Regions from separate parts of the Homo sapiens genome. Here region 2 is linked to region 1. Evidence: chromatin loops called from intact Hi-C (ENCODE). Cell type or tissue: endothelial cell of umbilical vein. All regions are shown on one strand. Links, peaks and the distances in the headings refer to the core of each region. The heading gives the core; the rest is flanking DNA. Region 1 holds the start of SIK2 (salt inducible kinase 2). Region 2 overlaps SIK2 (salt inducible kinase 2).

Region 1 (16,444 bases), core at 5,378-13,377:
TTTGGGACCATTGCTCGTTCTGTTTCTTTCTCCTCAAATGCTCATCCAATTTTTTTTCATCTGGCTCTTACTAGACCTTTATAATTCTTTTCAGCTTTCATCTTTTGGAAGCCTCCCCTGAAGACCCTTAAACTGAGCTGAGTGTGTCTCCTTTGAGCTCTCTGTCCAAATCTCTCATCTTAGCTCTCACCACATTACATTAAAATTGTTTGTGTGTCTACCTTCTTCACAACAATCCTCTGAGGTAGGCACTATTATTTAGCACTATTTAACAGCAATTCAAGCAAACAGAGGTTAAGTAATTTCCCCAAGGTCACCAGCTAGTAAGTAGCAGAGCCAAAGTTCACACTTAAGCAGTTGGATTTTACAACTCCCTCTCTAAACCAAAAAATTCTCAAGGGCAAGGACTGTGTCTGACTTATGTTTGTATGTGTCTACCACGATGGCTAGCACATGAATGCAATAAATGTCAAACTAAACAGCACTTGCTGAATTCTGCTAAAAAGTTTTGGAATTTCAAAAATTACTAAGATATGATCCTTACCCTAAAAGAAATTCATGATCTAATAGAGGTGGGAAGATTAGTAAAATACTCCAATAATAGGAATGAACTAAGGGGAAAGTAAGTGAGAGTTAAGTAGCTTACACATTGAATTATTGGTATTAGAAGGTCAAGATGCCTCTTTAAAATCTTTTTTTTTTTTTTTTTGAGACAGGGTCTTGCTAGGTCGCCCAGACTGGATTGCAGTGGTGCGATTTCAGCTTACTCCAACCTCTGCCTCCCAGGCTCAGGTGATCCTCCTGCCTCAGCCTCCAGAGTAGCTGGGGCGACAGGTGCACACCACCACACCTGGCTAATTTTTGTATTTTTAGTAGAGACACCATGTTGGCCAGGCTGCTCTCAAACTCCTGACCTCAAGTGAACCACCTGCCTCAGCCTCCCAAGGTGCTGGGATTACAGGCGTGAGCCACCACACCTGACCCCTCTTTAAAATCTTTTTCCAGAAGCATGAATATAGAATCTTCCTGTAACTCAGAGTTATATGAAAAACCAAATCAGACACAGTGGCTCATGCCTGTAGTCCCAACTACTCAGGAGGCTGAGCCAGGTGAACTACTTGAGCCTAAGAGTTTGAGACCAGCCTGGACAACATAGCAAGACCTCGTCTCAAAAAATAAAAGTAAAAACAACAACAACAACAAAAAAAAAAATCAAATGAAGGTGGACCAATAAATTATGGAAGTTAAACTGGAAGATGTTTAGTGGCCAGGTCTAGGACTGCGGCCCAGACTTTGCCCTATTTACCAGTTTACCAATCCACAGTCATGAACCTACTATGAGCCATACATTTGTACTAGGAGTGACTCCAAGTACAATGACTCCAATAAAAATATAGAAAACATGTTGGTGGAATCTGTGGACAGCTTAGAAAACTAACAATTAGGTAATATGATAGGTGGCGAGCAAAGAATCAAAATGATTATTTTATCTGGAACAAGGAGCAAAATCAACAAGATGACATTTTAACTATCAGAATTTCCATTTATATTTTTAAAAAATCAATTGCCTAAGAAAACTATAAGGGTGACTTAATACAATAATAATTGTTATTTTTAAAGACCCAAGGGTTTTAGTTCGCCTTGGTCTTAACTGTGGGATGTGGCTACTAAAACGACAACTAGCCCAATTTTTGGTTGAATTAATATGAACATGGAGTCCAGATCAAAGGAGCGACTGGTCAGTGGCCAGTATTCTGTACTGCTTAGACTACACCTGGGCTACTATGTTCAGTTTTTTGAACAGTATTTTAAGAGAGACATTGACAAACTAGTGTCTAGAGAAGCACAAAAATAAGGGTAAAAATAGTCAGCTAGACAGTGAAGTTGGGAATCTTTTGCCTGGAAAACTGAAGAAAGAATATGAGAGAATGTGTGTGAGTGTGTGTGTGTGTGTGTGTGTGTGTGTGTGTGTGTATGTAATGTCTTGCTCTAGAGAAAAGAACTAAAATCTATAGGCAGAAGTTAGAAGCAGATATGAAACCAATAATAAGGAAGTGCTTTCCATTGATGCCAACTGTCTCACAATAGATTGGGTTCCTGCATGAAGCAGTAAAGCAAGGCTTAATGTCACCCATCAAATATTTAGAAATTTATGTTTCAGATAGGAAGATGGACTCATATGATACTCTCTAAGATCCCTTTCAAACTTAAGGTCCTAAGAAAAGTTGTCATCTGGGAGAAGATACAAAAATTTTGAAATTATTTTTAAAAAATTAGAGAGTCACACATTTTTCATTTAGAGAAGATCCATCACAGATAAAACCAAACTAGGGCATGGTTAGCTAAAGACCTCCCTCTTAGTACTGGTTTTGCTGCATCCCATAAGTTCCGGCATGTTGTATTTTCATTTTCATTTGTCTCAGGATATTTTTTATTCCCCTCCCCACCTGCCTTTTTTGAGATGAGGTCTCACTATGTTGCCCAGACTGACCTTGAATTCCTGAGCTCAAGCAATCCTTCCACCTTGGCCTCCCAAGTAGCAAGGATTACAGGCACATACCACACCTGGCTCTGGTTTCCCTTTTGATTTCTTCTTTGACCCATTGATTGTTCAGAAGTGTGTTATTTAATTTCCGTGTATTTGTGAATTTTTAAATTTTCCTTCTGCTGATTTCTAGTTTCATTCCTTTGTGGTCAGAAAAAATACTTGGCATGATTTCAGTCATCCTAAAATTTTTAAGACTCGTTTTGTTACCTAACATGTGATCTATCCTAGAGAATCCTCCATGTGTGCTTGAAAAAAAATGCATATTTATATGTAACCATAAAAGACTCTGAATAGCCAAACCAATCTTGAGCAAGAAGAAAAAAGCTGGGAGCCTCACACTTCCTAATTTCAAAATATATTACAAAGCTACAGTAATTAAAACAGTATAGTACTGGCATAAAGACAGAAATACGGACCAATGAAAAGAAATAGAAAGCCCAGAAATAAACTTCCACATATATGGTCAACTGATCTTCAACAAGAGTGCCAACCATACAAAATGAAGAAGGGATAGTCTCTTGAACAAATAGTGCTGTGAAAACTGGATATTCACATGCAAAAGAATGAAACTAGACCCTTACACTATATAGAAAATCAATTCAAAATGGATTAAAGACTTAAATGGATGAAAGGCTTTAAATTATAAAACACCTAGAAAAAAATGTAGGGGAAAATCTTCTTGATATTGGTCTTGGCAATGATTTCTTGGATATGGAATCAAAAGTACAGGCAATGAAAGCCAAAATAGACAAGTGGGACCACATTAAACTAAAAAGCTTCTGCACAGCAAACAATCAACAGAGTGAAAAAGCAACTATGGAATTAGAGAAAAAGAAGTGCAAGCCATATATGTGATAAGAGCCTAATATCCAAAATATATAAAGAACTCCTACAACTCAATTGAAAAAAAAACAACAAATAACCTGATTTTAAAATGAGCAAAGGACTTGAATAGATATTTCTTCAAAGAAGATACACAATTGGCCACTAGGTATATGAAAAAGTGCTCAACATCACTAATCACCAGGGAAATGCAAATCAAAACCCAAATGAGATAGCATCTCACACCTGTTAGTGCGGCTATTATAAAAAAAAAAAGATAATGAGTGTTGGCAAGGATATAGAGAAATCAGAACTCTTGTATACTGTTAGTAGGAATGTAAATCAGTACAGCATTATGGAAATCAGTATGGAGGTTCCTCAAAAAATTAAAAATAGAACTACCATATGATCCATCAATCCCACTTCTGGGTATTTATCCAAAGGAGTTGAAATCAGGATCTTGGAGAGATATCTGCACTCCTATGTTCATTACAGCATTATTCACAATAACCAAGATATAGAAACAACCTAAATGTCTATCAATAGATGAATGGAAAGAAATATACATACACACACACACACACACACACACACACACACACACACACCAGAATATTATTCAGCCTTAAAAAAGAAGGGAATCCTGCCATATGAAACAACGTGGATGGACCTGAAAGACATTATGCTAAATAAAATAAGCCAGTCACAGAAGGACAAATACTGCATGATCCCACTCACATGAGCTACCTAAAATAGTCAAACTAATAGAAACAGAATAGAATGATGTTGCCTGGGGCTGGGGGGAAGGGAGAAATAGCAAGTTGTTTAATGGGTATAAAGCTTCAGTAATTCAAGATGAATAAGTTCTAGAGATCTGAACAACAAAGTGCCTATAGTTAATAATATTGTATCGTACACTAAAAAATTTAAGAGAGTAGATCTCAAGTGTTCTTACCAACCCCCACCCAGCCCCCCGCTCCTGGCACACAAACATGGGAGCAGTGGGGAGCTTTTGGAGGTAACGGATATATTTATTACTTTGATTGTAGTGATGGTTTGACAGGTGTATGCATATGTTCAAACTCATCAAATGGTATATATTAAATGTGTGCATCTCATTATATATTAAGTACACCTCAATAAAGCTATTTTAAAAATAAAAGTACTAAAGAAAGTTTTCTTTAAATAACTTCAATCCTCTAGTTTATTTCCATAATGGTACCTTACATGTAGTGGCATCCACATGTTGATTAACCTGACTGATTGATGTTTGTTTCATGAATAGCTGTACTTTATACTAATAAGAAGCCCTTGGAATGAGCACAGGTCAGTGATTTGGATTTTCTTGTGTACTTCTGTCTTTGTTAATATAAGAGGCAAAGTATTCATTCTAGCTTTGTAATCTACTTTTTCTAAGCAAAGTTGTCTAATAAAGATTTCATCAGTTTTTTATTTGAACTAAATCTAAATCCAGGCCTAAGCCTAGTTTTTTGTTTTGTTTTGTTTTGTTTTGTTTCGTTTTTGAGATAGAGTCTCACTCTGTAGCCCAGGCTGGAGTGCAGTGGCGCGATCTCGGCTCACTGCAAGCTCCGCCCCCTGGGTTCACACCATTCTCCCACCTCAGCCTCCCCAGTAGCTGGGAGACAAATGGTACATATCTTTTTTTCAGGTTCACAGGCTGTCTGCTTCAGCAAAATAATATACAGAATTGTGAGCCATGAAGTCTTCTTTCCTCACATTTCAGATCACTTTTTCATTACCTCTTTGCTAACTCGTCTCCTCATTCCACATATTTATTTATAATCCACTTTATTCTAAGTAGGTTATAGAATTAATTCTTAAGTCTCTCACTATCTTACTTAATTCTTTCTCTGTGTACACCTTTTTACCTTTTAAAGTGTTCTGTTAACATTTTTTAACCAACTCAATGCTAAATATCATAGACCCACAGCATCAGCTGGGAATGCTGCATCTGAAAGCTCAAGCAAAAAGGAATTTGGTGACTAGAGTGCTTTCCCTCACTGATACTAAAACCAGAGACGGAAAAGAAAGATGGGGATTGTATGAAGCTCTCTTTCTTCTCCTTTTCCCTCTTATCTTTATTCTTTTTTCCTGAGGATGGTGTGTGTGTGTGTGTGTGTGTGTGTAGGGAAAGAGAAAGAAGAGGAGAAAGAGGGAGAGAGGAAGAGAAAAGGAAAGCAGGAGTTGGATAATATTAATAATTGCTAAAATGTATACAGCTATCATTTAATTGGAAACAAAAATACATAAGAGACAGGCAGGGTTGAAATAGGACAGGGATGAGTAGGTCTTTTGGATTAAGGAAAGAGTTGAATCACAGAATCCAAGATTGCAGTATTCTAAATTAGTCCACATATATGTATTTCTTCAGGGTTTCATTTACAGCCTACCAGTAACGCTGAGTAGCACGCCCACTGCATTTCCACATGAGTAAGGCTGATTTTTGGCACAGCCCCTTCTGTCTCTTCCCTCTTTCTGGCCTCCTGTTCTCTAACTTGTAGACACCCAGCATGCTCACACTAACTCCAGCTTTCCAAAACCTTTTGGTACTCTCTGTCCTCCCTTTTTCTTCTTTCCAGCCCCAAATCAATTCTTATTCCCAGACTGTGCAAGTAGGTGTTTGGCCTGGTTATCTAATTTAAATACTCAAATGAATCCATTTCCATTCAACAGGTATACTTTAAAGGATGAGGTTGTTCACTGTAGTGGGTCTCCCTGCGTATTTTCTGGTTCTTGGTTAAGTGGCTTTTCATCAGATTCCCAAAGGAACCCACCCCCAGAACAATTAAAATACAATCATCTGGCTGGGCGCGGTGGCTCACGCCTGTAATCTCACCACTTTGGGAGGCCAAGGCGGGCAGATCACAAGGTCAGGAGATCGAAACCATCTTGGCCAACATGGTGAAACCCCGTCTGTAGTAAAATACAAAAAATTAGCCAGGCATGGTGCTACGTGCCTGTAATCCCAGCTACTTGGGAGGCTGAGGCAGGGGAATCGCTTGAACCCAGGAGGCAGAGGTTGCAGTGAGCTGAGATCATGCCACTGCACTCCAGCCTGGCGACAGAGCAAGACTCCACCTCAAAAAAAAAAAAAAATACAATCATCTAAGTGGCAAAATGCACATGGGAACTATTTTTGAACTGGTATACATATGTAGGTTCCTAGCCTAATTAGAATACCTCTCACTAGTTAGAGGACCACTCATACACCACTCCCATCAATTCAGAAATCTGATCAGCCTTACAGCTTTCCCCCATTTCTCCCCTCACTTTTGCAAACAACATACCTCATGGTAGAATAAGGTATTGCTTGGGGAGAGTGAAAAGCAGAAGCACAGGGAGCAGTGGAGGGCCCAAAAGCCATCTTGCACTAAAAAATATATATATATAAATTTTAAAATAAAATAATACACAATATATTAATTTTCATTAAAAAATTAAAACTACAGAAAAGTTGCAAGAACAGTACAACGATCTACCACATACCCTTTTACCTACCTTTTACCTATTTTATCAATTTAAAACTTTGCCACATTTGCCTTATCTATCTGTGCTAAACTACTTGACAGTAAGTTGCATATATCAAAAGGTTTTTTTTTGTTGTTTTTTGTTAGAGTCTCACTCTGTCACCCAGGCTAGAGTGCAGTGGTATGATCTTGGCTCACTGCAACCTCCGCCTCCCAGGTTCAAGCGATTCTCCCACCTCAGCCTCCAGAGTAGCTAGGATTACAGGCGCACCACCACCCAGGCTGGTCTTGAACTCCTGACCTCAAGTGATATGCCCACCTCGGCCTGCCAAAGTGTTGGGATTACAGGTGTGAGCCACCACGCCCGGCCAAAAATTTTATACCTAATTGTTTAGTGTGTATCTCCTAATAACGGATACTCTCTCTTATAATCACAGTACAATTATAAAATTCAAGAAGTTTAACACTGAAACAGTATCTTATCTAATATGTAATCCATATTCAAATTTCAGTAGTTGTTCTGAAATATTCCTTTATAGCATGTTTTTTCAAGACCACATGTTGCCTTTAGTGCCATGCCTTTTTAAATCCCTTAAATCTAGAATGGTTCCTCAGCCTTTCTTTGACTTTCATGACACTGATGTTTTTTAAGGATACAGGTCAGTTGTTGAGTAGAATGTTTCTTAGTTTGCATCTTTCTGATGTTTCTAGATCATAATATGCATTTTTGACAGGAATACTACTTAAGAGATATTGTAACCTCAGTGCCTCACATCTGGAGGCACATCATGTCATTTTATCACATAATTGGTGACATTAACTTTGATCATTTGGTTAGGGTAGTGTCGGTCAGATTTCTCCACTGTAGAGGTACCCTTGTTAACCCTTTATCATGAATAAGAAATCCAAAGACTGTGCAAATATCTTGTTCCCCAGCCAAATTTTATTCAATGATTTTAACATCTATTGATAATTGTCTGAATCCATTATTACTGTAATGGCTGCCAAATGATTTGCTAATTGTCATTTCTTCTAACATATATTAGTTGGCATTCCACCGTCATTTCACTTCTCCCCTCTTTATTTTTCTGTTTAAAAGTAAGTATGCTCTACGATTCTTTTAAAAAATTCAATGTGTTAGAATCAATTTCTATATTTATTTATTTATTTATTTATTTACTGAGACAGAGTCTCGCTCTGTCGCCCAGGCTGGAGTGCAGTGGCACGATCTCGGCTCACTGCAACCTCTGCTTCCCTGGTTCAAGCAATTCTCCCTGCCTCAGCCTCCCGAGTAGCTGGGATTATAGGCGCCCACTACCACGCCCGGCTAATTTTTGCATTTTTAGTAGAGATGGGGTTTCACACAGGCTAGTCTTGAACTCCTGACCTCAGGTGATCCACCCGCCTCAGCCTCCCAAAGTGCTGGGATTACAGGCGTAAGCCACTAAGCCCGGCCCATTATTTATTCCTGATACTCAAACTGTCTCAGATTTGGTAAGGGGGGAGCACCTTCGAGCCATCTGCTTTCTTTTGACATATCTTCCTTGACATAGCCAAGAAATCTCCTTGCTTTAAGGAGCAGGATCTTTCAAGGGCATTTTATACTTTCCCTGTCTCTGCCCTCGAATGAGCCATCTCGCCACGGAGTCTGGCTCCTTTAGGTGGAGAATGGTATTTAGAAACCAAGATATAAAGGCATATGATACATCTCAAAATAGTGAGGTGTCACTGTCCCTGTTTCCTTGAGTCACATTTGGAAGCGTGGTGTGATTTATAATCCTACCTCGACTATTGCCTGTGTGACCTAGGCAATTCCCTTTATTCCTTGAGGTCTTCTTCGTCCTTTGGGGAAAAAAATTGGATTAGAGAAATATTTCTAAACTTTTTCAGAGTCACCAACGCGTTTGGGAATCTGACAGAAGCTACGGGTCCATCTCCCCAGAGACATGCTCACATAAGCAAAAACTGGCCTGTGTTTTAGGGGGTTCCAAACTCTGAAGCTCACATGAGGCTCCAAATCTCTGGATTAAGTGATCTCCAAGATCTCTTCAGCGCTGACATTGACATTCTGTGAGTCTATAAGCGACTGCACTGCTGTCAGAATGACTCCTCGGAGACATCAAAACGTGGAGGGTTTTATTATATATAGCAACGAGAAGAGAAAAGGACACAAAGAAAGGAGCCTGTGAGCAACGCATTGCTCAGCCACAGTTCTTTGCCGGTGCCAAATTTAGGACGCGCTGTACTTGTAGGTGAGAGGTTTTGGCGGGAAGGACCCCGGGTGGGCGGAGAACGCCGGGGCGGGGAAGGAGATCGCAGGCCGCATCCAGGTCTCTGCACCCCTCCGCACGGTCCGCCAGGGCTCGCTCTTGCCCTTCGCCTGGAAGGCCGAGGAACGGAGCGGGCCGAGCAGCGACCCCGCCCCTGGCAGCGGTGAGGCGGAGGGGCGAGGGGAGGGCGTCTGAGCCCGGAAGGAGCGCGCCGGCCAGGCTCGCGCCCCTCCCCGTGCGCCGTCCCCCACTCTCCAGCAGCCGACGTCGGCGGTGCTTCGGTCGCCATGGTGACCAATCCAGGCTCGGGCCCGCCCCCGCCCCCCTGCCCCGGCCCCCTGACGTCGGCGCACGTCAGCGGCGGCGCGCGCCTGGCTGGGCCCTGGGGAGCGGGAGGGAAGGAGCGAAGGAGCGAAGGAGCAAGCGGAGCGGCCGTCGCCCAAGCCAAGCCGCGCTGCCAACCCTCCCGCCCGCCCGCGCTCCTGTCCGCCGTGTCTAGCAGCGGGGCCCAGCATGGTCATGGCGGATGGCCCGAGGCACTTGCAGCGCGGGCCGGTCCGGGTGGGGTTCTACGACATCGAGGGCACGCTGGGCAAGGGCAACTTCGCTGTGGTGAAGCTGGGGCGGCACCGGATCACCAAGACGGAGGTGCGGCCCGGGGCTCGGCGGGAGCGTCCGAGGCGAGGGTTCGGGAGAGGAGCTGCTTACCGAGAGGGGCGGCCGCAGTGGTGGGACCGGGGAGACCCGAGAGGCCGCCTCACTGGCGGAGGCGAGCGGGCCTGGGACTGTGAGGACCCAGGAGGTGCAGGGGGTCGGTGAGCAGCGAAGGGATCGGGCCCGGGCACCCGGACCCGAGTGTCGTCCGACTGGAAACGCAACCAGCCGGGGCTTTGCTTTCCCCTACGCCACCCCCGGTGGCCACCCGGAATTTCGCCCAGAGCCCCCCACCCGGGCCGTGACCTGGTCTGTGGCCTCCGCTCCGGAGCCCAAGTTCCGCGTCTTCCCTGCTTTCGGCTGGGGGTGGGGTGGGAGGGGAAGTCTCGGTGTTCCCAGGCTGCGCCGTGAGAGACGTCGCCGGCCCGAGGAGGGGACCGCCTGCGCTTGGGCTCCGCGGATGGGGGATCGTGCGGCCCCCGTGACCCCGGCGCCCCTCCCCTGCCCGACGAGGAAGGGCCCCATGGCTGGGAATACCCCCACGGCCACTGTCCATCTCCTCTCCTTCCTTTTGGCCCAGGGTGTCTCTGATTTGGTGTCTGGCTAGCTTGATCTCTTGCCTGGGGCATTTCCATTTAATGCCCCAGACAATAGAACTGGTTAAAATGGTCATCTCTGCATTTGCACGGTGGGTGGATTGGTCTTCTACTTGTCTAGGGTTGTCACTGTACCAGGTGTGCATTCTGGCTGTAATACGCATTCTTTAAACCATATCAGATTCTGCCTCTACTCATAAAGCCCTCAACTGCTTCCTGACGGTGAATCCTGCACCCTCTTCATTGCACATTCTAATGCACCGCACATACTCTCTCACAAGTCTCTGTTCTTACCTAACCCGCCCCCCTTCCTTCCACTGCCTCAAGCTGCTCTCCTCAGGGTCTCTATTTTAAGACGTGCAAATTAAATACCTTAGAAGAACGGTAGAAACAAAACCATTCTTTAGAATAAAACCTAGTGGTTTTGACGTACTCTACTCTGCCTTATTGTAGTTCCTCCTGGAGTTTCATCCTTTTCCTGTTTGTTTGCCCTCCAGTTTTGGTCCTATTCTGCTTTTTCCCTTGTTAGTACGAATGTACTGGAGTTTGAGTGTAGAATAAAGTAGGACTTCTTTTCAGAATGACTTATGTAAGGCGAAGGGCACTTGCAAACGTGAGTGATTTTTGGAGTTGCAGTTGTACTTAGAAGTTTTGCTTAATCCCGTTTCCAAAAGGAAGGGGTATATGTCATTCTGTCTTCTTTACTTTTTGCCTTCCCCTGCTGGTCCTGAACCAGTCCAAATCTGACTTATCTTTTAGAATCAGGACCAAGGTCAGATATTTTCTTCTCACAGATTTACCAGTTAGCAATTTAGATTGTTTGTAATGATAATGATAACTTGACTATAGTGATATTGTTAAATCTTAATCTGATCCCAGCATTTTTTAAAATGAAGAAATTGGTTCCATTCCTCTGAAGAGCCATGGCCTATGCCATGCCATTTCCCTTTAAGTTACATAAAAGAAGGCATTTTAAATGCATGTTTTATGAGTCCTTGCTTAATGACTTTCTAAAAACAAACAAATTGTGAGTTATAGAGAGGTTCTACAAAACTTTTGAACTGTAGTATATCGTGTGGTTGAATTCCAAATCCATCAGTTCTTAATATTTTTTTCTCATCAGCTCTTACTGGGATTAATAGCAAGATTTAATTAAGTCATCTATTATTTATCAGGTCAAATTTAGTTAATACAGTAAGAGCTGCTTAAGTGGAGTGATTGACACTTTGAGGTTGACAATTCAAATGGTGTCCGTTTTAAACTAATATATCTTAAAGAGCTAGGGGGCACTATGGAGTAATACCGTGGTTTGGCTATCAGAGTGAGATCAATGCATTCATTTGTAATTGGAACAAGCACCGGTCAGATCGTGAAAGAGGACTTAGATCCTAAATCGTGTGTGTAGTATATATGTGTAAAATGATTTACGTTAAAAGCTAAATGTTTAGTCCGCAGAACCCATTTCCCTGTGCTTTTCTAAAGAAGCTGTTATTAACATATAAAAAGAAATAGTGTGAATTTGAGATGGGTGAGGGTATCTGTGGTAATTTGGTGGGTGTGATTGGAGATATTAAGGTAGAGAGGGATAAGTGAAATGTCAAAGCAATCTTTGAACAGAAAAGTTCTCTGGATCTCTAGGTTGTAAAGTTGCTCTGAATTTTTTTTTTTTTTTTTTGAGACGGAGCCTCGCTCTTGTTGCCCAGGCTGGCTGGAGTGCAGTGGTGCGATCTCGGCTCACTGCAACCTCTGCCTCCTGGGTTCGAGCGATTCTCCTGCCTCACCCTCCCAAGTAGCTGGGATTACAGGCGCTCACCACCATGCCCGGCTAATTTGTGTGTTTTTAGTAGAGACGGGGTTTCACAGTGTTGGCCAGGCTGGTTTCGAACTCCTGACCTCAAGTGATCCACACGCCTTGGCCCCACAAAGTGCTGGGATTACAGGCGTGAGCCACCGCGCCTGGCCCAATTGTTTCTTAAAGTATTCCATGGGAGTAACAATTCCATTGTTAATGATGTTTTTTACAGCAGTTATTTATCCTTATTCGTTCATTCACTGGATAAATGTTTGTGTGTTTTTGATAAATACAACTACCTTAAAAACTATAAGATGTTTAATTAAAACTTTTGTTTTAAATTCAGTTTTCATGGCAGAACATACTACAGTAGTTATAGTGGAACAATGAATATGGTATAAAAATAATATCAGCAAAATATCACAATTATACTTATTGACGATAAAAGTTTCTTTATATACTATGCTTTAACATCGATACAAGTTTGTGTGTTTTAAAACTTAGAGGTCTTTTTTCCCAAGTTTGACTCTGAGGCAAATTTTAGGGCTTAATCATCTATGTAATGAGCAATTAGGACCCTTTTATTTTTAACTGGTTCTTCTCTGTCTCTTGTTCTATATCACTCACAAATGATGTATTTCTACAGAACTTGGGAGATTCAAGTCTGTTTCCCTTTTAGGAAAAAAATAGTGGACAAAAGAGATCTTCGTTTTGGTCGAATCTATCAAACAGTTTAACATTGTTTATGAAATATAATTACATCATCATCTGAAGTGGTATTGTGTTAGATCTCGATGTGAATTTTGCATCCAAAGGGGAAGACAGGTGGTGGTAGAATCCAGCTTCCTAATACGCTTTGCAAAGGCTTTGTAGTATTAGTTTGTGGTTTATGAATTAGAGATGCTAATTTTATAAAATTAGCATAATGGGAAAAGAATAATAGCATGTCAGCTGTTAAACTTTGAGGCAATAGTGGTTGCTTGTTTGCTATTCAGTGAGTGTCCTTGAGTAGTTTATTTTATCAATACTATACAGTATTAGGAAATAACTTTTTCCTTCTAGTTAGTGGTATAGCTAGTTTTTTGTCTCTTAAGTAAAATTCTAGAAAAGCCAATTGTATCCTTAAATGTTTTTGTATTCTATTTAAGAAACAGTTTCTTTCTTGTTGCTTTCAGGACAAAAGAAAGAAAAATAAATAAAGAAGTAGTCTCTTATTATAATATAAAAAATAAGAGTATAGTGAACAAAAAAGTATACATATAATTCCTCCACTAATGGGAATAACCCATTCTTAACATTATGGCACTAGTCTTTTTATTTAAATGCATTTTTTCCATAGATGAAAGCACATGGTACATATATATAAATTATGTTCTTTTTTCTACTTAATATTATAACCTAGGCGTTTTGTTTATTATATATAACTTTATAAAAACATTTTTGTTAGCTGCATGGTGTTCTACCTTGTGGATGAATATCGTTTTACCTAACAATTCCCTTATTAATGAATATTATGCAATTTTCAGTTTTTGTTTATAGTAAATAATACGCAGTGAATATTTTTGTGCCTATAACTGAGTGTGCATTTTACATTTTTTTTAGGGAGGAGAAATTGCTGGTAAAGTCCTAAAAGGAAATTTCCTAAGTAACAAGGTATTATTTTTACATTAAAGAGTAGTGTATTTTTATTACCAAATCTGTCGTGTTTATTATTGAGAAATTTAAAAGTATAAATAGGAGGCCAGGCTAGATGGCTGACACCTGTAATCCCAGCACAGTGGGAGGCCAATGCAGATGGGTTGCTTGAGGCCAGGAGTTGGAGACCAGCCTGGTCAATATAGCAAGACCCAGTCTCATTAAAAAGAAAAAAAAAAAAACTTATAAATAAATGAAAAGAATTCCCCATAAAATCACAACCCCAAAGATAACCATAACTAGTTATTTTCAGACCTTTTCTATAATAGATAACTTGAGTTTTCCTCAACACCATATACCTCTCATATTGCTTAGCTAAAGAGCATGTAAATGTATAGTCTGTGGAATCATAAAGATATTTCATAGAGGTTCTAAAAATGACCTTATTAAAATGGCATGTGGGTGTCAGGCTGCTTACTTACCCTTAAGAGAACTTGGAATGCAAAACTGATAACAAGGACATTTTGAAAACTGTATTTGTTTGCTAAAAAGCTTTCCATGTGCATTTTGGGGATTTTATAGTTAGGCCTAATTCTTTACCACCTTAAAATGTAAGATTTTTAAAAGGTTTTCAGAATTGTTAAGGTATTAAAATTGCATTTTTATAGCAAAGTCAGAAACAAGAGAAAGGCATATTACACCCTGATTATGATGTTTCTTGAAGAGAACTCATTTTAAAAATACATTTGAATTTTCTATTTTGCTTTAAAATTTTAAGACTCCTTTCAGTAGTCTTGGTATTAATCTTGTACTGTGAAATATTCCAGATTTCAAGAAGCAACTGTACTATGTGCAACAGAAGGACTTGTTACCAAATAACTCAATCGCTAATATTTGTATCTAGTCTTATGTATGATCTTTAATTTTGTATTGAAATAAAATTGTATTTGTCATGGAATATATATACTTTCATAGAATTTTTCTGTAGTTTTTGGCACCCCAGACAAATAGTATTTGTCAAAGTATTCTGCTAACTATTGTTCAAAATGATCTGCTCTTTTTTGGGAGTGGGAACAAACATGCAAAATAAGAGTTGTGTAAATGTTTATATTCTGTAGAAATTTTAACTTTAACAGAGTTTAATGTGTTCTGATTTTAAACCCTCTGGGAAATACTATCTCAGTACCAGTCAATTAAGAAAACAATTATTTGGAAATAACTGAAACTGGCCTATCTTCTTGGATTCACATGATGACATTTGATTTATGACCCACTGCTGATGGCAGATTCATTTCCTTGGAGGCAAATGGGTTCCAGAATTCATTAGGATATCGTTCTTTCCGCTTTAATGTACCTAGTACCTCTTCTACCTTCCACCTCCATCTTTTCGAAATAAATTATATAAAACTTTCTTTATTCAGAACATTGGTGTAGAATACTTTCCCATCCTTCACAGAGAAATAGCCTATATATCCATTTTGAGATATTAGAAGATCGAAAGATAAACTTGGAAATTCCATCAGAAACTTCATTTTAAAAAAATTTTTAAATACTTTAAACAGATTAAGAGATGAATATTGGATGAATTAAACTGAGAAACAATACTAAAATTTATTTTAAGTTCTTCTTGAAAGTAAACATAGTATTGATATGGTTTCCCCCAGTTATAGAAGTCAATGCATCTTCATTGTAAACATTGTTGAAAAGCCCAAAGAAGAAGATTAACATCCTTACTTCCACTCTCCAGACCCAGAGATAATGCCTGTTAATATTTGGTTCATCTTCTTCTAGTTATTCACATATATTTTATATGTATGTAATAAAATTGATGTCATGTATGCATATAATCTGTGTTTTTTACTTAACATGTTGTTAACATTTCCGTAAGTTTGAAAACTATGTAAAGCATAGTTAAATAGTATTTGTGCATTTGACTATCCATATTTTATTTAATCAATTTCCTATTACTGAACATTTAGTCTATTTCCATCTTCCTGTCTCTCTTTCTAAAATAATGTTTCAGAGGGCATCCCTCTACATACATCTTTGTGCATGTATCTAATTATTTCCTCAGTGTAATTGCCTAGCAATGGAATTCTTGGGTCAAGGAGTATGTACATTACCTATCTTACGGTGTAGGATGCCAAATTACCCTCCAGAAAAGGAGTACCCGTTAATTTTCACCAGGAAGAACTCATATTTTGCAGGAATATTATTTTCTAAATCTCTGCCAACTTGATAGCAGAAAATAATATTCTTCATTACTTTTAAATTTTTTTCTATTTTTATTTTTAATTAACAAATACATGTTTACATTTTGTTACTTCAATTTGCATTTCTTTAATTACTTTGTACAGTTTTATATGATGATGATTTGCATTCCTTTTATAAATTTTTTTGTCCTTTGACCCATTTAATTGCATTGTCTTTTTTGTTGATTTGTTTAAATACTTTTTAAGATAGGGGATTATTTTTAATCACTTCTTTAATCATCTTAAAAATTCTCAGTTTAATTTTTGTGAGTATATAACTATCGGACCATTTACCTTTTCCCCCAATCTGTTTTTCCTACCCACTATTATAAAAGTCAAATCAATTTTTTTTTTGGGGGGGGGACAGGGTCTCACTCTGTCACCCAG
Region 2 (16,444 bases), core at 3,698-11,697, 100 kb after region 1:
TTGGGACCTTTTTCTCTGAAAGGCAACAGTTGGTGGTAATGGTTTCACAGGAGGAGGAGAGCTGACCTTTCACGTCTAGTATGCTCTGGCATTTTACATTCTTATTCTCATTTAATCCTCACAGCATCCTATCTGGGTAGGTGGATTATCACTACATTTATAGATATGGAAAAAATAACTTTCCTAGAGGACTTGAAGCTTGAAAGTGATAAAACTGGTAATTAGCTGTAGTTCTCATAACTTCATAGGTTGTACTCTTCCATGAAGCTGTAATAATGGGGATTGTTACTGTTATTACTGTTACTACTGCTTGCCTCTAGTTTTTATGTTAGCAAGCTAAGAGAATGCTTTGCCTAAGGTGCACATGTATGTATGGTCTCAAGGTATGAATGGAGTGAGCTTATTTTAACACATTGGGCCTTTACAGCAACCTGCTGACTAAGTGTATTTATCATTTTCACTTTACAGATGGGGAAACTAAGGCTCACAAAGACTGATCCAAAGTCACAAATCCAGTCAATCTGTCTGGCAGTAGAGACTTGATCCAGTCTTTCTTGAGCCATCTCTTAAAGCTCACTGTGCATGCAATGCTGTGCTCCAGCTGGGTGGAGAGCCAGTTCCTGTCACTGAGACAGGCTCTTCAGTCAGGAGTATGTAGCAACATAAGACAGCATGAGTATAACTTAACAAGATAATAGGTATTTGTTTCTTCGGTAAGAATATGAGACTATAAAGGCTTAGCAAAAGGGTATGAACTTGCATTTGTAACAATACTTACTAAATTTTTTAATGCATGTTGAAGGCATCTAAGTAGTGTTTCCAGAGTGCATTCTCTGTATCAAAACTGTAGAGTCAGTATGGCTAAGATCATAAGGAGAAGGCCATTAACTGTTTTGAACTATAATGCCACTGCGATCCATAAATTAGTAAATAAGTGATGGTGATAGGTGGCTTGTGGCTGGGCTATGTGGCCATCATATGTTAATGAGCTATTCAGATGGTTATCTGCCTAAAACAGGATATGTGGACCAACACTTAGAGGGTTGTTACTTAGGAAACACTGCACTCAGTTGCCTTCAAGGGTTATATATCTGGGGTAATGGCAGCCAGTCACTCAGTTGTGTTTAGGTGAATGTCTTAGAGCTTTACTCATTTGTTTCTTTCCTTATAGACCATTTAAGATAAAGAGCTCTTTAGCAGTCATCAGGTAATTGAAATTCTAAGATTATCAAATACTAGTTGGGTTGTCCACTTTAAGGCTGATTTTCTTTCACATGATATAAAGTATTTTTCCAGTCTCTCACTTACTCGCTTTGGGAAGAAAACTTGATTCATTTACACATTCATTCAGCAACATTCCTTGAGTACTATTTGCTAGTCATTGTGCTAATGCCAGGGAAACATCACAAGATAAGATGCCATCCCAGTCCTCACAGTAAATAGTAGTGATATTGTTAATATAGCATATTAGAAAATTTATTACAGAGAAATGCAGTATAGTTTGAGAGCATAGATGAAAATAACATTTATTTCCATCCTAATAGATTTCGGTTTTGGAAATTTCTTTAAAAGTGGTGAACTGCTGGCAACATGGTGTGGCAGCCCCCCTTATGCAGCCCCAGAAGTCTTTGAAGGGCAGCAGTATGAAGGACCACAGCTGGACATCTGGGTACTGCTTTGCTTTGCTGTGTTGTTAAATGCATCTATACTGATAATACTTGGTGTTCTGGCCCATCTTAGAAGCTCCTGGTACTTAACACATAAGCAGTATTTCATATTTTCCCCATCCACTGGACTATAATTACTCAGAGCATCTTGAAATGGATCCCTAGGAAAGAATTTCTAAGGATAGGTGTTGTCATCCTAATATCAGCAGTAATTTAAAGTTAAGTAGTAATCAAAATTATCAGATTCAAATTCTTTGGTATTTATTATAAGATACTTATTGTAGTAGTCAGGGTTTTGGATTTTTTTCAAATTCTGAGAAAATAATAAATCCAGACAGGAATTTTTCAGTCCATATGATTTCAAGAGCCCTGGGGATGTTCAGGAAAACAAAGAGTGTTTGACGTTCTTGGTAGAAAAGTCTCTGCATTGTTTTCTTCCCTAGAGTATGGGAGTTGTTCTTTATGTCCTTGTCTGTGGAGCTCTGCCCTTTGATGGACCGACTCTTCCAATTTTGAGGCAGAGGGTTCTGGAAGGAAGATTCCGGATTCCGTATTTCATGTCAGAAGGTAATCAACTTTTCATCTTATTAATGGTGTTTTACAGTGTTAGTGCTCCAAGTGAAATGCCTAGGTAAAAGCTTCTTTTTTTCTAAGAGTTTGGGTGCCAAATAAAGTGACTGAGCTGTAGGTTAAAAGCTATAGAAAGAAGCAACCTCCTTTATGTAGGCGAGACAGGTTCCAGCCTTCTACTTGTAACTAAACACACAGCATTTCCCAGATTAAGAGCAGCATGTCTTCTCATTCATTCTGGGTCTATAAATGTCCCAGGTTTATTTTAGATTTAACGAAGCCCTTTGTAGATACAGATTCACAACCATTTTACTCCAATATGAAATGAACTTTATAAAATTAAAATTTTTTTAATTAAATAAAAAGCCAAACTGGCAAAACTCTGCTAAATTCAGATGATATGCCATAATCCCTGCCTGTCGTGTATTGAGCTGTTACCTAGATAGCAGTTAAGTTTACCCCTTAGTTTCATTTTGGTTATCATTCTTAACTCTGTTCTTTCTACTAAGAGTAGAAATAATAACTCTTCATAGTTAAGAGCATGGACTGTGAAGGCAGACTACCAGACTGCCTGGTTTTAATCCTGAGTCCACTGGTTACTGGCCATATGACTTTCACAAGTTTTGTCTCCTCTCTATCTGCTTCAATTTCCCCATCTATAAAATGGAAATAACAATAGCACCTACCGCACGGGTGTTGTAAGGTTTAATTAAATTAATCTGTCAGTCAGGTGCAGTGGTTTATACCTGTAAGTCCAGTGGTCTGGGAGGCTGAGGCGGGAGGATCTCTTAAGGCCAGGAGTTGGAGACCAGCCTGCACAATATTGCAAGACCCTGTCTCTACAAAAAAGTTTTTTTTCAATTAGCCGGGTGTGGTGGCATGCACCTGTAGTCCTAGCTACTCAGGAAGCTGAGGCAGAAGGATTGCTTACAGTGAGCTGTGATTGCATTACTGCACTCCATCCTGGGCAAGAGACTGAGACCCTGTCTCCAATAATAATATAATAAATAGGCATAATCTGTGTAAAGCACTTAGCACAGCGCCTGCCATATAGTGACAGGAGGTTACCTTATGTGTGAGTGAAGAGCATCATGTCAGCTCAGAGAATATGCTAGTGCTCAAAGTTGCAGCAGTGCGGTTTTCTTGGTGTAGTCAGAAGTAAGTAATATTTTATGTACACTTTTCTCAGCTACAGTGATGTGGAGGAGAGCAGCAGCCCGTTGGAGAGCTCTTTGCCTCGCTTACGTAGCCTTAGTATATCAGCATTAGATATGACTGAGGATCGATTTATTATTTGCTTGTTCTAGGAATGAGGCTTATTTCTTTCCTTTAGTGGAAACCAAAGTCTGTTTCTAGATATTTTCAGTTGTGAAATTCAGTAGAAAGTTTCCTTTAGCCCAGAATCTGATAGACCTACACCCTCCTGTTTTTCTTAGGTATTTGTTCACCATGTGAACTTGAGAAATATAAGTAGCCTGCATGTGTTCATTTATTCATTTGACCTTCTGCTTTCCAGTAGAGGATACAAAGATTAACACCCTTGTACAAAGTCACATGAGTCAAGCAAATAACCCTGAAGTGCAAGGTGATTCTTGTGACTTTTGTAACATTGTGTTTTCTATAGATTGCGAGCACCTTATCCGAAGGATGTTGGTCCTAGACCCATCCAAACGGCTAACCATAGCCCAAATCAAGGAGCATAAATGGATGCTCATAGAAGTTCCTGTCCAGAGACCTGTTCTCTATCCACAAGAGCAAGAAAATGAGCCATCCATCGGGGAGTTTAATGAGCAGGTTCTGCGACTGATGCACAGCCTTGGAATAGATCAGCAGAAAACCATTGAGGTAAAGTGATCAGAGATTTCGGGGTTCTACTGCACTTAGCTACTTGAAATTTCATGCTCACACCTGTCATCCTGGTCTTTTAGCACATGTATCTCCAGCGCCTAGGCGTACTGTTCAGTGTTCCCTATAGATGACATCAGACTCTATTTATATTTGCTTTTATTCAGCATCTTAAATTCCTTTCTTTGCCCCCATCTGCCAAAACATTCAAGAGGAGGCATTTATAAAAGACTCAGAAAAGGCAAAGATGGAAGCTTAACAAATACAAGGTAGAAAGTTTCTTCCAAGATGAAGCATGAAGTTTTACATAGGTATTTAACTAGTTTGTATGGAATGTAAATGTGCAGATAGGCAAAGGGCCAAGCAGGAAACAAGAAGGGTAGGTATCAGGTTTAAGAAAGCCAGGGGATTTAGATTGTGAACTGGAGAAACTAAGAAGGCAAAAACAGGTGGGCTCCTGATTTGGAAGTATTAGGGGTCATAGAACTGTGAAGGGTCATGAACCTGGAAAATTCCTCTTGGCTTTTATTTCTGTCCTCGAATAGTTAGCATACTTATAGGATATACGTATTTCTAATACCTTTACGATAGTAAAAAAGCAAACAGTGCTCTTCAGGAAGAAACATAACAAGAAAGAATATCAAATGCCGCCTTGTTTGCTGTGAAAGACCAAGGCTCCGGGCTGTGCTGCCTTTCCCCCGCCACGTAGCCATAAGTGAAACCAAACTGATTCTCCTGCTTTGCTCACTTTGCGCCCAGTGATGTTTTTCTGTACTTGTCCATGAAGTGCATCCTGAGCAGTAGCTGGGCGTGTGATTCCACTGACCTGTGATTTTTGCTGAGAGTGCTCTGCATCCTGGTGCCCTGCACAGCACCCATGCCGACTGTCAGGTGGAATTAGAACCCAAAGGAGCAGTTGTTTCTCTGTTCCCTCAATATCTGGGAAAGCTGGCAGGCTAGAGATGTGAACATTTGGGAAGCAACTTTATTTTCAAGGTTTTAAGAGGGTGGGACTGCAAAAACAAGAGGAAAAAATTACCTAAGAACGGAGACATAGTGTCTCTCAATTTAGCATCCAGATGCCATTCTCCAGCCCAAAATAATCAACAGAAAGTTCTCCACATACTTTAACCATTCACTTCAGAGTTTTCAGTGGTTCAGATTTGTGTTGAAGCCATGGAATTAGAGCCTCGGGCTCAGGTTGCTAACTGACCTTACACCACCGTTACAGCTATGAGATGGGGCCATATGGCAGCATTGGGGAATGTCTACATGAGACAATGATGGCATTTTCTCTGACTGGAGAAAAATAAATGGATCTTGTTAATGTTAAAGGGCTGGTAAACCCATTTAAAGGGATCATCCTTTATATAATTAATACTAGAGACTTGAAGTTTTCTGCCTTCCAGTCACATTTTTGGAGCAGCTTTCATCTTGAGACACTTTGTTTTTCACCCTATTTTTAAGAGCACACAATTTCTTTCCTCTTTTTTTTTAGGCATGTGTAGATCATTGCATTGGTCTTTACAGTTCTTTGCCTTTACCACTTGTTTTTTATTTCAGTCTTTGCAGAACAAGAGCTATAACCACTTTGCTGCCATTTATTTCTTGTTGGTGGAGCGCCTGAAATCACATCGGAGCAGTTTCCCAGTGGAGCAGAGACTTGATGGCCGCCAGCGTCGGCCTAGCACCATTGCTGAGCAAACAGTTGCCAAGGTAATGCCCCCTTAGCTGAGAGTCTTATCTGTGCATGTGCCTGTTCACATGTTTGATACATTTTTCATCTTATACACAGGGTTAGGATTTCATCCTCTACACTCCGTTTTTCTGTAAAATTTCTGCCTGCCATTCACTAGATTCTCAAATGTTTTAGCACTTCCTCATTTTTAAGGGTTAACTTTATTTCAAACAGTTTTTTAAAATTGTTTTCATCATTCACAATGTTGAGAATTACTATCACTAGCCTTTACATTCAATTCCATTTAACAAATTTTTATTACAGATTTACCACGTGCGAGCTTCTATTCTTAGGCACTGTTGGGGGTAAGATATATAAACTACAGTCACTGCCCTCAGAGACATCGCGCTATAAAAATGAAATAAGACAAGATCATAAACAACCATCATTCAAAATAGGGAAAGATGAGAGCTGTAGCAGAGCAGGGACAGGGGAGAGAGGGGCACATCTGAACAGGGGGAATGGCATGTAAGACACATCTTCACAGATGGGGAGGACTTGGTCAGTGGTGAGTTGAAGCATTATTGTGAAGAGTTTTGAATGCCAAGGTAAAGAGTTTACTTACAATTCAAGAAGCAACAAGGACCTACTGAAGGCTGCTAAGCTGAAAAATGATAAAATTCTATCGATGCTTTAAGCTAATTAATCTGGTAGCATTATGAAGGATGGGTCAGATAGAGAAAAGAAGAAATTTGGAGAGAGCAGTTAGGAGAGTGTTACAGTAGAGATGAGAAATACCGAAGGCTTAAACTCATATGGCACTGTTGGAAGTAGAAAAGAAGGGGCAAGTATAAGAACCATCTTAGAGGTAGACTCTGTATGAAGTTAGCAATGGTTCGGAGAGGCAGCTCAGTGTGGTGGTTAGAAGCAGGGACTCTGGAGCAAATCCCAATTCTGCCACTTCCTGCTATGTGACATTTTAAGTTTCTTAAGGTCTTTTTGTGCCTTGGTTTCCCAAGTGTGTAATGGGGATAATAATAGAATGCTATGACAATTAAATTAGTTAATATCTGTGAAATAGTTAATATTTGTGAAATACTATATGCCTGGCACATAGTAAGTGCTATGTAAGTACTTGTTATATAAAGTAATAAATAATTGCTGGGGAGGAAGGGACAATATGACTTAGAGATGACTCTGTTCTTGAGCCAGAGCCTGAGAAGATAGGGGTGGCATTAACTCAGTTGCTCAGGAGGAAGATGTGGATCTTGATCCAAGGAGAGAGGCTGAGGCTAGAAATTTGGGAATCATCCAGAGGTTGAGATGAATGGTTGGTTAGTATGCTCCATTGACTTTCCTGTCTACTTCTGTAACTGACTTTGTTCAAAACAAAAATAAGGGCAGGAGAGTTTTGACTTTGTATTTCTTTGGCAGTTTTACAAAATTTACAGGATTATAATAAAATTTTGCATTGGCATCTACAGAGTATGTTTTAAAAAAGGGAATTAAATCTTCTTGATTTTAGTAGATAAATGGTATATTTTGTTATACGTACTTTATATATAAAATAAGAGTATTGGCTGGGCGTGGTGGCTCACACCTGTAATCCCAGCACTTTGGGAGGCTGAGGTGGGTGGATCACAAGGTCAGTAGATCAAGATCATCCTGGCCAACATGGTGAAACCCCGTCTCTACTAAAAATACAAAAATTAGCCGAGTGTGGCAGTGAGCACTTGTAGTCCCAGCTACTTGGGAGGCTGAGGCAGGAGAATCGCTTGAACCTGGGAGGCAGAGGTTGAAGTGAGCCGAGATCCCGCCACTGCACTCCAGCCTGGGTGACAGAGCAGGACTCCGTCTCAAAAAAAAAAAAAAAAAAAAAGTATTGATACAGATGTAAGTAAAATAATGTGTCCATATAGTTCCAGACACTTGAGTTAGGGTATCTTTGAGCACTTGGAAATCTTCGAAGTTGAATGGTATTGCTTTCAAGACCGAGAAAGAAGGAGATAAAATGAAAAACATGTAAGACGTAGTGGAACTCTTTCCTTCTTGCAAATGCCACTAGACAAAAGGATAGGAAGCTGGAAAGCCCCCAGGGCCAGCAGGCTTTCCCTGCCAAGTCTCTTTATTCTTCTTAAACATTACGCAAGTGAGGGAGTGGTGAGGGGTTATATAAACAGTTGTTCCTGAGCACGTGCATGTGTTATTGTACACGATATCCTTTCATGTCTAGACTATGAGCAAATTCCCCGGCATATCTCAAATTATATTTAATTTGGCTTAGGGTTCAGATACATAAACGTGACTTCTTATGTTCGATAATTTTTTAAATTACCAAGCACTCTGTGTCCTTTTTACTTTATGCATTGACCCAAGTCTCAATGGAACCTGCTTAGTGTAACTGAAAATGCTTCTACTTCAAATGGAGTCTTCAATGCTCATTCACATGCTTGCCTGAGAGCCTTCTGGATGCTGAGCAACAGGCCCCCTCCTCTCAGAGATTTCACATTTTGAGTTTTAGTGTTGAATTTGTTAAAAAATAGACTTCTGTTTTTATGGATATAAATGTGCCTAAAGTTTTAGTAAAGGCTTCTCACTTTAATTCCTTGATGTTCTAATTTTTTTAAAAGAAGTGGCAAATCACTTGTTTCTTGATATAGTAGCAAAAAAATTGAGGAAACAACATGATCCAGTCAATACAAAGATAACGTGAGCTGTGGAATCATGCAGACCTTGGGTTCCACACACCAAGCTGAGTGACTTCGGGCAAGTCAGCGTCTCTGAGTTCCTGTGCCCTTAAATACAGAGTGGGAACAGCAATACGTACTTCATTAGATTGCTACCAAGATACAGTTAGTTAACCTGTACCGGGAGTTTAGTTAAACAAATAGAGCACTGACATGCCAGGCACAGTCCTAGCCACTGTGGCTTCAGAAGTACCCTGGAAACAGTTGCTCCCCTTAAGAAGTTCATAGCCTAGTTACAAAATACCCATTATGACAGGGCACAGTTGCTCATGCCTGTAATCCCGGCGCTTTGGGAGGCCAAGGCAGGTGGTTTGCTTGAACCCAGGAGTTTGAGACCAGCCTGGGCAACATGGTGAAATGCCATCTCTACTAAAAACAAAAAAATTAGCCGGTTATGGTAGTGCGTGCTTATAATCCCAGCTATGCGGGAGGCTGAGGCAGGAAAATCGCTTGAACCCAGGAGACAGAGGTTGCAGTGAGCCGAGATGACACCACTGCATTCCAGTCTGGGCGACACAGTGAGGTTCTGTCCCAAAAAGTAAAACATAAAAAAAAATAAATAAAGTACTCATTATTATTATTTAGACAACAGTGGGATTCCCCTCTTAGATTTGGAGTGCTTATGTTTGCTGTATAACATGCAGGAAGTATTAGATCTAATTGAGTTGAGACTATTTAGAAAAAATACGTCATATTTTTTTCTCATACATTCTAACCACTAATTTTGGTGGGGTTTTGGGGGAGGTTTTGTTTTTGAGATGGGGTCTCGCTGTGTCACCAAGGCCAGAGGACAGTGGCAATCACAGCTCACTTTAGCCTCAACCTCCTGGGCTCAGGCGATTCTCCCATCTCAGCTTCCCAAGTAGCTGGGACCACAAGTGCATGCCACCACGCCCAGCTAATTATTTTTTTATTTTTTTGTGGAGATAGGGTCTTGCAATGTTGCCTAGGCTGGTCTCAAACTCCTGGGCTCAAGTAATCCTCCTACCGTGACCTCCCAAAGTGTCGGGATTGCAGGACCTGATGAAGGTCACACAATTAGTGAGCCACCACACCTGGCCTAACCACTTGTTTTTAACAGTCCTTCCACTGCAAGTTTCCATCAGCTGGAAACAAACAAGAATGAAACAATCACCTCCAATTCTTTAATTACTGTTTAGAGGTTGCCCTTCACAACAGGTTGTGCCTGTTTGCTAGGGCTGCCGTAACGAAATACCACAGACCTAGTGGCTTAAACAACGGAAATTATTTTCTCACAGTTCGGGAGGCCGGAAATCAGGATGAGGGTGCCATGAGGGTTGCTACCTGGTGAGGCCTATCTTCTTGGCTTGTAGCTGGCTGTCTTTTCACTGGCTTTTTTCTCTGCGCAAGTGTGGAGAGAAAGATCTCTGGTGTCTCTCCCTCCTCTTATAAGGATACCCGCTGTGTGGGATCAGGGCCCCAACCTCAGGACCTCATTTAACCTTAATTACCTTCTTCAAGGCCCTGTCTCCAGATATAGCCACATTAGTGGTGAGGGGCTCAACTTGTGAATTTTGGCAGGACACAATTCAGGTCATAACAAGTATTTGCCTATTGGAATAGCAACGATTTTCCCATAGGAAAGAACGTTATTTTCATTTTAATGGTTCTGGAGAGCACAAAGTCCAAAGAAGAGATTCAAAGCACTAAACATGTGGTCTAAAGAGTGATCACAATTTGTTGGACATAATCATTGCGTATTGACACTCTTAAAGAATATCTTGATAATATCTGCTTCCTTGGGATATTGACCATCTATTTATTTAATATTTGCTAATCAACTGTGTAATGCTGAGCATGCTGTCTGTATATTTATACCCTCTCTTGTTCCAAAAAGACTCCTTTGGTCCCCTCAGTGATCACAAGACTCCTAAAACCCACCATATTTCCTAGGAAGTGATTGTCACAACAAAAAGCGTTATTCCTTGATCCTGTCTGTTATTCCTCTAACCGAGTTCACAGTCAGTTGTAGTAGTCCAGGTCGGATGTGAACACTGTCAAGGACTATGTGCTACGCTTGGTCTGGCACAGCACCGTCTGGCCATTTAAAGCGTCCGAGCTAGTGAGAGTCAGGGACGGAGCAGTGTGTCGTAGTTAGGGCATGGGCATCTCATTTCCATATAGCACCCCCAGTCATGCGTTGCCCTAATAATTCAGACTACCTTCATAGAGAAGGAGCAGTCTAATAAAGTTGGGAAGTAGAAATCAATTCTTCAGTTTTATCCTTTGATTGAAAAGCTATTGATGGGGGTAAGAAGAATGTAGCAAATATACTTTAGTGGGAAGTGTAAATTTTACATATTGACTAGATAAAAATTTTACATAGTAGCTAGATAATTTAAAAGCCTGATATTTGAAAAGAAAAAGTTGTTTAACATCAGAAGTGGCACAGAATATAAGCTTGAGGAATGACAACACAAGGAAAGCTATTTCTTTATCACACTCTGAATGGTATGCAGTTGTTTACTTGTTTGTTTATTTGTTTTGGGGCATCCATACCATTCTGACACTTTGCTAATGCTACTTTATCTTATACAGTATAGCCAGTGATATTAATATTGGAATATACCAAATATAAAGTATGTTGAAAATATATTCAGAGTATATTCAAATATAAAATATATTTCTAACATATCCCCCCATCCTTGAAAATCATCAATCCAAGATTCTAACTAGGAACCGTTAGTATTTGAGAACGAGACTGCATTCATTTTGCAAACTAATTCTTACATTCTTGTGATCATTTGAAGGCTTTAGGAAGAAGGGGAAAGGAGGAATTAATGTTACTGAGTTAAGGACATTGCATGTTACCTTTTACAGTCCTGACTTCACTGTGAAGTTGGCATTGTGCTCTCACAGTTGAAGAAGATAAGTTTCAGAGAGGTTAGGAAACCTGATTAAGGTCACACAATTTGTACGTGATGGAGCCAGGAATCAAACTCAGGTCTTGGTAGAGGAGAAGCTAGAATCTCATACCATTTTGTCCCTTTGATTTGTTTGAGTTTAAAATTCACCATCCTGTATCCCTTGAAATAACTATAGCCGGAAAAATACAGGCTGTCCTTCTGCCTTTCATAGTCTAGTATGATGATTGTTTTCTCAGATGTGGTGCAGTGCCTGTTGTATTCAAAACACATCTAATAAATTATTCTGGTAGTTTTGAAGGGATGGTGATGAAAGGATCATTCAGCAGCTTCATCTTTAAAATCAATTTTTGCCAATTGTCATAAGGAAAAATTCTCTTTTAAATGATTTTTTTTTTTTTTTGAGACGGAGTCTTGCTCTGTTGCCCAGGCTGGAGTGCAGTGGCGGGATCTTGGCTCACTGCAAGCTCCGCCTCCCGGGTTCACACCATTCTCCTGCCTCAGCCTCCCAAGTAGCTGGGACTACAGGCACCCGCCACCACACCCAGCTAATTTTTTTTTGTATTTTTAGTAGAGACGGGGTTTCACCATGTTAGCCAGGATGGTCTCGATCTCCTGATCTCATGATCCGCCTGCCTCGGCCTCCCAAAGTGCTGGGATTACAGGCATGAGCCACCGCGCCTGGCCTTAAATGATTTTTTAAAAGAAGCATTTGTAATGCTTGTTTCCCTAGAGTAGTTAACAAACGAGACGTGAGAACAGACTTCAAACCATCAGGAGCTTTCTATAGTGGGTTGACTTCAAAAACATAGCTTGCAGTAAGCGTAGCTTGCAGTAAGCTTCTCTCCTTCCACTGGGCCAGCAGGCTGAGTCCAGGCTGTGCATCTCCTTGAAGGAAGGAAGATGTTCCTGTCACCCCATGTGACTGCTGCTTCTCTTTCTTCCTCTTCGCATACACCCTTACCAATAAATATTTACCATCTCACCTACACCAAAAAGGCGGGTAGGGCAGGCAGAGACACAGCACTGACTCCAGCGTCCCTTGTGTTGTAGTTACTTGTGGGTGTGTATATATCTGTCCCTGGTTTAATTTTGAGCTCCTAAGATTTTTCTATTCTTTATCTGTCTGGGTATTATATTTAAAGAAAGAGACAAATATGTTTGTTGAATTGAACGAGGAACATTCTTGATTCCTCACAAAAGCTAGCTTTCTCGTCACCTGCGTGAAAGTCAAGCATCCCCTCATGAGGCAGAAATGAAATTCTGTACGACCTCTTTCAGAGTAACCGATTGCTGAGTCTGCTTCAGATCACTGTCTGCACCATGTATATATTTCACTAAATCTTTCTGGAGTTTCCAATAAATAAATATTCATTCTTTAATTGCCACAGGAAGAATTATTTTATTCTTAGAACTTTGTGTATTTATAGAGAAGGTATTCATGTTCCCAAACTGTCTGTTCTTGCCATATTTACAGGCACAGACTGTGGGGCTCCCAGTGACCATGCATTCACCGAACATGAGGCTGCTGCGATCTGCCCTCCTCCCCCAGGCATCCAACGTGGAGGCCTTTTCATTTCCAGCATCTGGCTGTCAGGCGGAAGCTGCATTCATGGAAGAAGAGTGTGTGGACACTCCAAAGGTACGGCTATGTTTGAGAGTCTCAGAACTGGCAGTTTGGCGAGAGATTTCAGTTTGGTCCACAAGTGTTGTACTTTGGCTTTATTGAACTTTATCATTTCGTTAAGTCACTCAGGAGTGATGCTTTTGTGGAGAAAAACCTTAGAACAGTGTCCAGGCTCAACTCTTGTCAGTGTTTATCATTATGACCAGTATGACCATTACGTAATTTGTCAGACCTCGTGGACTTCTGAAAAGTCCTCCCTGTCTTTCTCGCTCACTAATTCCTTCTCTCTTCAAGTTTCCAGATCTCTCACAAGTGTTTGGTTTGTTTGTTTGTTTGTTTTTTCCCTAACAAATTAATGCTGAAAACAAAAAAATTAACTTTCATGCCAAATTGGGCTTTATTTGATTACTATTGCTGCTCTTCTGCATAGGTACCTCAGGTACAAAATGATGGGCCGTCTTTTGTGATCAGTTATACATGTGTTTTTGTCCAATTTGGAAATGTTTAAAAGTTAATGTGCTGGGCCAGGCACAGTGGCTCAAGCCTGTAATCCCAGCACTTTGGGAGGCCGAGGCGGGCAGATTGCCTGAGCTCAGGAGTTCCAGACCACCTTGGGCAACATGGTGAAACTCCATCTCTACTAAAATACAAAAAATTAGCCAGGCGTGGTGGTACACACCTGTAATCTGAGCTACTCAGGAGGCTGAGGCACGAGAATGTCTTGAGCCCAGGGGGCCGAGGTGGCAGTGAGCCGAGATCACAGCACCACACTCCAGCCTGGGTGACAGAGTGAGACTCCATCTCAAAAAATTAATAAATTAATAAAAATAAAAGTTAGTATGTGGAATGAAGTTGGCATTTAGGATACAGAAGATGACAGCTTCTCTCATTCATAGATGTCTCTTTAACTTCCAATGTGTATTATATATACTTAGCATAAGCGATGTATAGAAGATCATAATAATGGGTAGTAGAGTGTCATAGAAAACACAGGTCTTGGAGCGTGTTCAAAATAGACCTCCTCTTAGTGTGAACTTGGGCCACGTAACAAAACTCTTTGAACCTCAGTTTTCTCTTATATAAAAGGAGAACACCAACTTTATGAGACTATTATGAGGATTAATTGAGATAATGTGTGTGAGGTTTGGGACAGATTATAGATAATAAATAATGGTTTCCTGTCTTTTTAGCCTCTTTAGATAATAAAAAGATGAGTGAGACATGAACTCTGCCTCTCCAGAGTCCACTATAGCCTAGCAGAAGAAACATTATACATACTGAAAGACAGCGCCAGGTGCTGAATAAATTGATAAAAGATAAAATATGGGCCGGGCATGGTGGCTTACGCCTGTAATCGCAGCACTTTGGGAGGCCAAGGCGGACAGATCATGACGTCAGGAGTTCAAGACCAGCGTGGCCAACATGGCGAAACTCCGTCTCTACTAAAAATACAAAAATTAGCTTGGGGAGGTTGCGGGCGCCTGTAATCCCAGCTACTCGGGAGGCTGAGGCAAGAGAATTGCTTGAACCCAGGAAGTGGAGGTTGCAGTGAGCCGAGATCGTGCCATTGCATGCCAGCCCAGGCGACAGTGCAAGACTGCATCTCAAAAAAAAAATAAATAAAATATGATCAGTCCTTTAAGGAAGTATAAATCAGAACGAGGCAGGGGAAGTTGCTTTTAGCTGTTTGATCAGGAAAGTCCGGTTTAACTGTCAGAACTGAGGATTGAAAGACGGGTAGACCCAGGACAGGTGGCTGGAAACCGGGGGTGAGGAGTGATGTCTACAGTGGAGACAAGACTGAAAAAGCAAGTACTAGGGAAGCCTAAGTCCATCTCCATAGAGAAGGGTTCAGATGGTCTGAGGAAAAGGGCACATGCAGGGAAGCTGTGTGAAATAAAGATGGAGGAGGTTAGCATTAAATGGCAAGCCAAGAAATTTAGATGTTTTCCCTAAGCGAGTGCTTTCAATATGGGGATAGGGTTTGGTATCAGTTGAAACAACTGAAGGAACAGTTGTTAGGGGAGTAGGAAACTGCTGAAGATATTTGAGCAAGGAAGCTCTGGGATCCATGTTGCACATCAGAAAGTTAGCCTGCATATCACTGTGTGTGCCCCGGTGCAGGGGAGAAACTGGTGACCAGGAAGACAGGTTAGAGCACGTGTCCAGGAGGGAGGTGATGAGGCCTGAACTAGAATAGTGGCAGATAGAGATGGTGCAGATAAAATTGATAGACTATTAAGGTCTAGGGAGAAGTCCAAACCAGTAACAAGATTTTGAGCCTAGATGGAGGGTGAGAGCCATTTTCAGAAATGGAGAACTAAAGGCAGGGCAGATTCAAGAAGGCCGACCATGAGTTCAGCCAAGCGTAGCCCACAACAGGCAGCTCAGTGCGAGGCTGCCACAAGCCAGTGTTGACCGAAAGGATTTAGTGTCTGGGCCCCTAAGGATGAGTCCACTGCCTAGGGACAGTCTTTCTTCTCTGTCTGTGGTTGCTACTACAGTCCCACTCAGAAAGTTAGACATAAATTAAGGCAGCATCATTCATTTATTTTAAAGATGTAATTCCCTCAAAAGAATTAAAATGCAGTTGACTAAAGGCTTGTCTGTGAGGGCATCAGGCCTAAAACACAGATTGGGCACTGACTGCTGTATTATATAGGGCAAGCTATTTTTAAAGCTTGTGATTGTTACTGTAACCAGAAAACAGGCAGGAAATGAATGATTTTGCAAAAGATATAGACAGGAGCTAGATGGTATATTTGCATTTGTAGGAAGAGCAGTGCCACGCTGGAGCTGGTCACCCACACTGGCAATGCCATGCTGGCACTCAGTCAGGCCATAGACATCCTCCGGGCTTCTTTGTGGACCGTTTTATTTATGTCAGCAAAAACGCTTGTCCCTCTTCCCTCCCTAAGACCTCTTTCTTGGGGCCCATAAATAAGTGCACACACACACACAGAAAAACTTATCAGAGACACAGTTCCCTTTTTATTGAGACTGCCTCATGTGCATTTACTGTAACACCCATTTGTTGTTTTCTGATTGATGCTTCATTGCTGCATGTATTGATACTTGCATTTCTCCTCTCAACTGGGGACAGGTATTGTGCATCTCAAAGAGACTTCAGCTCTCCTTCCCTCCCAGAAATCTTCAGTGCTTAAAATTGTCAGTAAAATCCCTTGGGGAGTCTGAATGGAAACTTTGGTTTGCAGTTTCAAAAAAATATTGCCTTTCTGAGATAGTTGCCCAACTCTAGATAAGAATGGTTGGATCAGGTGTTCCAAACAGGAACTGAGATCCACAGATGACATGGGGGCCATATGGGAGGGCAGATGCATAAACCTTGTAGAATAAATCTACTTCAAGTATCTCTTTTTAATAAGGAATTTTATATACATACATATACACGCACACTTGAGTCA

The links. Hi-C counts contacts between places; a loop is a spot of excess contacts. Peaks named below come from ENCODE experiments on the same cell type or tissue, not always from the same donor. Only the 100,000 strongest peaks of a DNase experiment are listed, where the experiment ranks them.
Region 2: it touches region 1 in a loop (5-fold over the local background); 21 of 110 quality-filtered maps call a loop at or near these places.

Annotation. Positions count from the first base shown.
Region 1 is chr11:111,592,923-111,609,366 of GRCh38, forward strand. It overlaps SIK2 (salt inducible kinase 2), which reads left to right and starts at 9,527. Exons shown (of 15, transcript NM_015191.3): 1 at 9,527-9,776. The coding sequence starts at 9,642. RefSeq lists an enhancer at 8,913-9,052 and silencers at 9,143-9,582, 10,133-10,292. In endothelial cell of umbilical vein, for the core only: CTCF peaks have their summits at 9,215 and 11,664; DNase peaks (open chromatin) are centred at 9,329, 10,769, 10,989 and 11,659; H3K4me3 peaks cover 2,192 bases; H3K27ac peaks cover 1,306 bases.
Region 2 is chr11:111,699,342-111,715,785 of GRCh38, forward strand. SIK2 (salt inducible kinase 2) reads left to right here. Exons shown (of 15, transcript NM_015191.3): 5 at 1,545-1,669; 6 at 2,111-2,234; 7 at 3,862-4,082; 8 at 5,646-5,798; 9 at 12,870-13,034. It also overlaps a transcript of PPP2R1B not described here. Among named protein-coding and RNA genes, the nearest start is that of PPP2R1B, 59 kb to the right of the region's middle. In endothelial cell of umbilical vein, for the core only: no CTCF peak of the experiment used is centred there; a DNase peak (open chromatin) is centred at 7,900; H3K27ac peaks cover 1,557 bases.